2 separate regions of the Homo sapiens genome follow, and region 1 is linked to region 2. Evidence: chromatin loops called from intact Hi-C (ENCODE). Cell type or tissue: transverse colon. All regions are shown on one strand.

Region 1 (4,000 bases), 860 kb before region 2:
AGAGTCCATTGATGCAGCAAACATCATTGCTACCTTATTTTAAAAATTGCCACAGCCACCCCAACTTTCAACAACCACCACCCTGATAAGTCAGAAGCCATCAACATTGAAGTAAAACCATCCACCAGCAACATGATTATGACTTGCTAAAGTTGCAAATAATCACTAGCATTTTTCAGCAAGAAATGTTTTAAATTAAGATATGTACAGTTTTTAGACATAAGAATATTGCATACTTAATGGGCTGCAGTATAGTATAAACATAATTTTTAAATGCAACAGGAAACCAAAATGTTGGCTGACTCACTTAATTGAGATATTTGCTCCATCTTATTGGTCAGGAACTAAACCTTTCTTTAGTTAGCATACCTATCTTTGAGGTATGCTTGTAATTAAAAAAAAGGATGACTAGCAGGAATCAAAAGATATGATTGAAGAAATAACTCAGAAGTCAACAGAAAAGGATGAAGGGAGAGAAAATATAAAACATAACTGAAGATAAACGAAAAAGGAAAGGAGAATGCCAGTTAAGACTATCAAAAGAATGAGAAAATTATAACCACAAGGAAGAATCACCAATAAATAATAAGTAGTTCAAACTGCTCAGCATCAGTGATTGTTTTGAAATATTGAAGGAAAACTGCTTTGAAGTAACTGAATTATGATTTATGTAAATGTGCAATAAAGATATATACAGAACTAAAAGATTCAGAAGTGCAAGGCACAAAGAAAACCCTTTTGAAATTATCCTTGAAGAAAAACATAAATAAGATAAATAAATTCAGAAGGTGCTGGAATTTAACGATGTTCAAAAAATTTAACAATGTTTATTGTTATCTTAAAAAGCAAAGGTAAGAGAAAAAAGGGCAGGGAAGATTTCAAAAAAACAAAAATGTACACAACGATGTGGAACTACAATTGTAGACAATATTAGCCCAGTTGAGAAGGAACAAAAAACAAAGGCACAAAAAAAGATGGCTACATTTTATCATGTTTAAATGATGGTATAGAAATTGAAAAGATTAGAAATCACTAGAAAATAAATATGTCTTATAGACCAAAAATTAAGAAATTATTAGGAGCAAATAAGCACAAATAGAAATCTTAAGTAAAAGCAAGCCTCATAAAAATAACAAACAAAATGTAAGGCTTTTTAACCATCTGACATACATAAAATCCGAAAAACATTTTAAATAAAATACTTTTATACAACAAAACCAATAATACTAAATGACATAATGCACTTGGTGGGACATATAAAGTTTAAAATATATTTAGCAAAGTAAAATATATATTTAAAACTCTAGGAAAATTGAATTTCATACAGATGCAATATCAGTGAAATTGTTGAAATCTTCCAAAATCCACCATAAACACTAGAATAATAATTAAAAACTCATGATAACATCCCCAAGAGAAAAAAAAAACAATAGAAATGTTCAATACAGCTTGATAAGAAGTCACGAATATAACTGAAGGGGAAGCTTTAGAAATATGTATCTAGAAATGTTACTCTGTCCTACTCATTTTCAGAAAAAAATTAGGAAAATGCACTTTACTTTAAAATAACTAGTAGAAAACACTGTGATCAATTTGCAAACAAAGTTATAAGAGATTAAAAGTAGATTAACATCAATGAAAATAAGCCAAAATATAGGATCCCTCAAAAAAGGCGAAAAAAAAAATATTTTTAAGTCAGCTAAAAAATAATATTTAAAAATGTTTGGAAAAAGCTATGAAGGGACATTTATGAAAATAAATCAAAATTTGAAGACATCTTAAAGACAATTAGAAAAACTCTGGTTTGAAGAGATTGGGAAAATAATTTTTTTAAAAAAGGTTACAAAACTCTAGGAAAAGTTGGAAATAAATGTAAAAGTAATTTAAGAAATAAAGACTAAACAGAAAGAACACAAAAGAGAATAAAAACAATGTATAATGCCTCAAGAGAAATATAAGATTAAATCAAAAAGTTTAAAAACCAAAAAGAAGTAATAAATTAAAATATTCAAGAACAGGTGAGTCATAGAAAATAGCTTAAAAGATCCAATATAAGTATGACTCCCTGAAGAAGAAAAAACATTAAAAAAATAAGTTTTTTAAAATGTAAAATTAAAAGGAAAAAGCATAATGCTTAGATGGAAATAATTAAAGCTCAATAGCCAGTATCAAGTCATATTCCTTTAGGTATTATCCTTTAATGGAAAAGAAAAAATGTAGGCCAGGCCCAGTGGCTCATGCCGGTAATCCCAGCACTTTGGGATGCCAGGATGGGCGGATCACTTGAGGCCAGAAGTTCGAGACCATCCTAGCCAACATGGTGAAACCCTGTCTCTACTAAAAGTACAAAAATTAGCTGGGCATGGTAGCACACCCTGTAATCCCAGCTACTCAAGTGGCTGAGGCATGTGAATCGCTTAAACCCAGGAGACAGAGGTTGCAGTGAGCCAAGATTGTGCCACTGTACTTCAGCCTGGGTGACAAAGCCAGACTCTGTCTCAGACAAAAAAATCAGTTTGATTATTATTTAAATGCCTATTGCTTTCTATAATATTGATTTAAACATTGTCAGGTCAGAGACAGGTTTTTTCATCTCTTTCCCTCTGCCCTTCATCCCCTGTTTACATAGATCATTCCCACTCATCACCTGTATCTCAGCCTAAGCACCTCTTCTCACTTGGACATTTTCCTTGAGCCCCCAAAATATGTTAGTCTTCTTAAAATCGTTTTTCGTAACTTTAACTTCTCCTTAATAGAATAATGTAAACAATTGTTTAAAGTCTTTATTGCCAGACTGCAAATTGTCAACTTAATTTCAGCATTCCTTGTAATTGGCACAATGTTTAACACACAATAGAAATTTCATAAATATTTATTCAATTAATGAATGAATATAATTCTGTTTTGTTCAGCTTTTTTTTTTTTTTTTTTGAGACAGAGTCTCGCTCTGTCACCCAGGATGGAGGCAGTGGTGTGATCTCGGCTCACTGCAAGCTCGGCCTCCTGGTTCATGCCATTCTCCTGCCTCAGCCTCCCAAGTAGCTGGGACTACAGGAGCCGGCCATCACGCCCGGCTAATTTTTTTTTGTTGTTGTTGTTGTTTTTGTATTTTTAGTAGAGATGGGGTTTCACTGTGTTAGCCAGGATGGTCTCAATCTCCTGACCTTGTGATCCGCCCGCCTCGGCCTCCCAAAGCGCTGGGATTACAGGCGTGAGCCACGCGCCCGGCCTTGTTCAGCTTTTAACTACAACAGGATGAAGCCTAATACATTTGATAGGTATAGCATTCTACAAATGCATGTAGTGAAATGGAATGGAATTGAACACTATCAAGAAGTCACACATGAACTTAACATTCAGTAAATATTTATTGGATGATTGAGGAAGTGAATGAATGAATGCAATAAAAATTTAAATAATAATCAAACTTATTTGGTTTAAAGGGGAAAAACAACTAGAACAAAAAGAATGCAGAGGGAAGAAGAGTCTAATTTCAACTGGAAGAATCAAAATGAATTGTCCTTTGAGTTTTGCTAGGATGAATATATAGAATTTCTGACTCAGAAAAGTGCAGTGAATGAGCATTCCAATCAAAATGAACAGTTGTTACAAAACCACAGATGCAGGGAAGTATAGTGTATGCTTAGGAAAGATCTAATATAGCCAAGGTAAGATGAATGGAACCCTATAGTGAGGAGTAAGAGATGAAGATTGTAAAGCAAACACATAGTGTCAGCCTCAAAATTTATTATAGTAGCAATGAGACATTTTGTTGAGCAGGGTATAAAGTGATCCGATATCCCTTTAGAAAGCCAAATCTATTAGGAGTGTGGAGGGTTACTGGTCAAGACAATAGAATGGAATCAAGGAGTCCATAAGGAGTCTATTGTATTATAATAATCAAGGCAAGAGATATGAGACCAAACTTATCAGTGACAGAAAACATGGAATGGAAAAAAACAAATGAAAGTGATATTTCAATAATAAAACGAGCATGAAT
Region 2 (4,000 bases):
TTACTCATGATTTCTTTCCATAAGCATAGATGCCACAGACCTGGCTGGACCCCCTAATTTCCTTCTTGTACTAATTCACCAATGTTCTATCCAGGCAGGTATCAAGAACAAACTCTATATAAAGGAAAGTTCCACTTTTCATATGTAGAATTATAACTAAGAAAAGGCATGGAGGTGATAATCTAATAGGCTTTTGAAATCAACTGGGGGTTAATTTTCACTTACCACAATAGTAATTCTTCTCATTTAATGGTTTAATAGATAAGGAAAACCACAGGCTAGATTAATTATCTTTTCTATTTATTATACAGGTTTCTTGAGAAAGCATTATCAAAGTATCTATTATAACATCAAATAGAGTAAAAGCCTTTTCCTGCAATAAACACAGAATTTCAAAATACTAAAAGGATTTTTGAAACCCTTTGATGTAGTTAAATATTAGATTTTCATATACTGTATTTAGAATACCATACTTCCTCCTCCAAGACTTTAAAAATTGCTAACGATCCACTCTCTCAGATTTGATATGATAAACATTGTCCTTATTTCTGATGTGATTTCTGTGATACACTTTTCTAGTGGCCACTGCCACTCAGGCATAAACAACCAGTACATTATTGTGCTTAGCTATTGTAATATGCATTTGCCTCTTTCTTAAGCGTCCCTTCTCTTTGAAGACAAGCAATCTTTAATTGGAACGTTAAGATTATTATAACAAACATCCTTTTAAATGACATAGTAAGAAAAACTTACTTTGTCAGTTTCCTCTTCTTTAAACCATTTTTACTCCTGATAATTAAAAAAGAAAAGACAAATTTATCTGGGCAGAAGAATTGATTAACATAATAATTAAACTTGAACAGCTTTAAATAATTACATCAGGTACCTCAGTTTTATTTAATTTTCATTAAACACATATCAGGTTTGTTTACTTTTCCTTACATGAGAAGATAATAATAATTTCAGATTCATTTTTTAAAACTCTACTAGATTGCATGAACATATCTGCACTTTATACTTCCCATTTGCCAAAAACTGAGTTCTAGAAATGAAATTTCTAACTGCTGTTGATTAAGTTGCTAAAGCAGTTTGTAAATATATAGAAGTATCTATCTACCACCTGAACACTCCAATTTCTACAGGCAGGAAGGAAGAATGGGGGAATAAATGGAGAACTAATAAAGAGACGGTGGAATGTTGTTTTCTTAATTAAAGACTAAAATAACATTTTCTGACATTTTTCTCTGGGGATGTGAATGTGTGCTGTCAGTGTGGACATGTACCTTGTATAATTCTACTATGGCGTTGTTTTTATTCCATCTTGAACTAATTTTTAAGCTATCTGAAGAACTGGACCTATTACCTGCTTGCTCTTCATCATTACTAGTCTATAAGCTCAAACACAGGAAATGCTAATGCATGCTTTAGTTAGTTACATTTGTTTAGGAGATAATTAAGGTAATGATTTTCACCCAACCAAGTAAGATAACTTACCTAAGTTAGCTAAGGCTAACAGTATCTATTGAAGCACTTTGTGATTGTATTCTTATTGTTGTCTATAAATAGTAAATACAGAAACATGATTGACTGTACAAGTGATGTTACAGCAAACTTTTTTGCAAGTAATTTTCAGAGGTCTTTACATAATTTTGATAGAAGCACCCAACTTTTCAGAAAATAAACAGTCTATAGTAAATAACCAGTTGTAATCTTAGTACTTTAATGTGTCCAAATATTTATTTATATTTAAAATTATGAATGTTTGGATATCTCCACTTCCTGAAAGCTTTTAGCAGGACGAAGCAGTACTTTGTGCTTTCACAGCACTTTGCAAACGGAGAGTTTCTCACATTGTGTGATTGTTAGTTGCAGGTACACACCTTGCTACACTCACTATAGCTTCCCCCCAGGGCTGAGCATAGTTAATGAAACACCTAGTGGGTGGTCAATAAATGCTTATTCAGTTGAACTGAAACAAAATAATCTCTGCCATGTTACCCTCTGAATTTCACCTAATGATTCCTTTAACAATTGAATACTAGACTTGGGCTTGTGATGTTCTGATTGAAAAGATGGGACTTGTGGATGAAGAGAAAATAATGCAGGTCAAGAAATGTAGGAACACGTCCACGAAGGCAAGTGGTGTTTGTGGTTTTCAGGTAGTTTTAATTTCTTCCCACTTCTAAGTGAAAACAATCCATTCAATGGTTCTTGTTCTATTTTTTCTCCCTCATCCTCTTTGTCTTCCACACTTGAGATTTAGAGGGAAAAATCAGTCCAGTTTTTACTTTGCCTCTCCCTGATCCCCTCAAAAAACACTATCATGTTGGACATAGCTGTATCTTATAGGCATTTGGGAACCTAAAGGAATATTTATTGATCATGTTTTTTATTCAGCCCCGTGATGGTAATTTAGTTAGTTTTAGGAGTTCCACATTTACTTCCTGTAGTAAGAGCCAATTACTTCAGTGCTTTCGGAAAGCAGAATGTCAGCGGAGATGACTAACAGCTCTGGTAAAGTCAGGAGGCTGCCAACACATTTTGTGATCAGGAGTGAACAAAAAAATACTTTCCTATCCAAACAGGCTTTAAAAGAAACTAGGAAGTAACAAATGTATGTAAGAGGGTAACACTGAATAAATTCAGTGCTGAAATATTAAGCTGCTACTACTCGGCAGCTGCGTAGAAACTTGATTCATGGAGGAGAGACACATTTTTTTTCTTTCAATCTCATTCATTATTGAATGAACTTTCAATATAACGTATAATTCCACTACATGTTTTGTATGACATATTATCATATACTTATTGGCATAAGTAATCATGATTTGTATACAATTTTCATTGTTCTATTTAGATCTTGCTGATTCCAAGGAGTTTCTGTATCCTAAGGCTGTGGAACATGACAGGATTGAATTATGAAACTCCACAGCAACACTGATAAAATGTTCCTACATTTTCAATTGCTGTGCTAATTCCGAGACTAAAACCAGGGGAAAATTCACGCAAATTAAGGCTTTGCTAGCAATTTTAACTTAAGCACATTCTGGAAAGAGCCAATATGTGCACATGTTACAGTGACGATTTTGTGTGACATGTAGGGTTCGCCTTTTCATTGCAAAAGATTTTCCAAATCAATAAATAACCCCCATCAGACATACCTACAGCATATATGCATAGAGGATTGTGCACTTTTAGTTTTTTCTCTTTCACTTATATTAGGTAAGGTTCAAAATCCTAATGACTTCAAAAAGTTAAGATACATTCTGCATAAATTAGCCATGGTTATGACAGTCTTGGAAAGCCATCCATACTGCAATTCATTCCGAAAAAGCAATAGCAAGGACATGAGATTTATAATAGTTAAAACAAGACAAAACAAAACTCTAAAAGTCTCCAATTTTGTAAGTGCTGCTTACTCTTTGATGAGCTAAGCAGAAACCATCCCCAAACCTTAAAAAGGACTTTAGTATATTATATCATTCTTCAAATAGAATGTGCAATCATCAGGAGTAAAGCTGAGCATTTTCAACTAAATGCCACTTCTTGCTTAAAATGCCAACTGCCTAGGATTGAGAACAAGCAGATAAATACCTGAGTACAGCATGAGGGTCATTATGGCAGTAAAAAAAAAAAAAAAGATTTAACACTGAATCTAGATATAGCTAGTTCAACTTAGATGATTTCTTTCAATAGGAAACATACTCTTAAGTTCTGAAAGTCAGAAATCCTTGCAGAACACAATCCTGAGACCAACCTAACTGGGTACTGGTGCTCCACACTGATTCTGCTACCACCCCAGGAAGAGATTCGAGCAACACTATGAGAGAGAGAAAGAGTTTTTTGATTTCCACACAAACCACTAGTGGCATCAGATGGGTTTTAGAAAATCAACAGGAACATATATTTCCAAGAAACCGACAGTTTAGAAAGGAAGTTGGACAGTGTGTTAGGCAGTGTGCGTCTGGGGAGATGGCTCTTGTTATTTGCAGCTGTTGTT

The links. A loop is a pair of places that touch in the nucleus more often than their neighbours do. Peaks named below come from ENCODE experiments on the same cell type or tissue, not always from the same donor. Only the 100,000 strongest peaks of a DNase experiment are listed, where the experiment ranks them.
Region 1: a loop joins it to region 2, with 26 times the contacts of the local background. A loop is called at or near these places in 1 of 110 quality-filtered maps.

The regions. Positions count from the first base shown.
Region 1 is chr12:16,425,901-16,429,900 of GRCh38, reverse strand. It overlaps a transcript of MGST1 not described here. Among named protein-coding and RNA genes, the nearest start is that of MGST1, 80 kb to the right of the region's middle. In transverse colon, no CTCF peak of the experiment used is centred here; no DNase peak of the experiment used is centred here.
Region 2 is chr12:15,562,382-15,566,381 of GRCh38, reverse strand. PTPRO (protein tyrosine phosphatase receptor type O) reads right to left here. Exons shown (of 27, transcript NM_030667.3): 18 at 754-789. Among named protein-coding and RNA genes, the nearest start is that of EPS8, 230 kb to the left of the region's middle. In transverse colon, no CTCF peak of the experiment used is centred here; a DNase peak (open chromatin) is centred at 2,495; H3K4me3 peaks cover 629 bases; H3K27ac peaks cover 1,238 bases.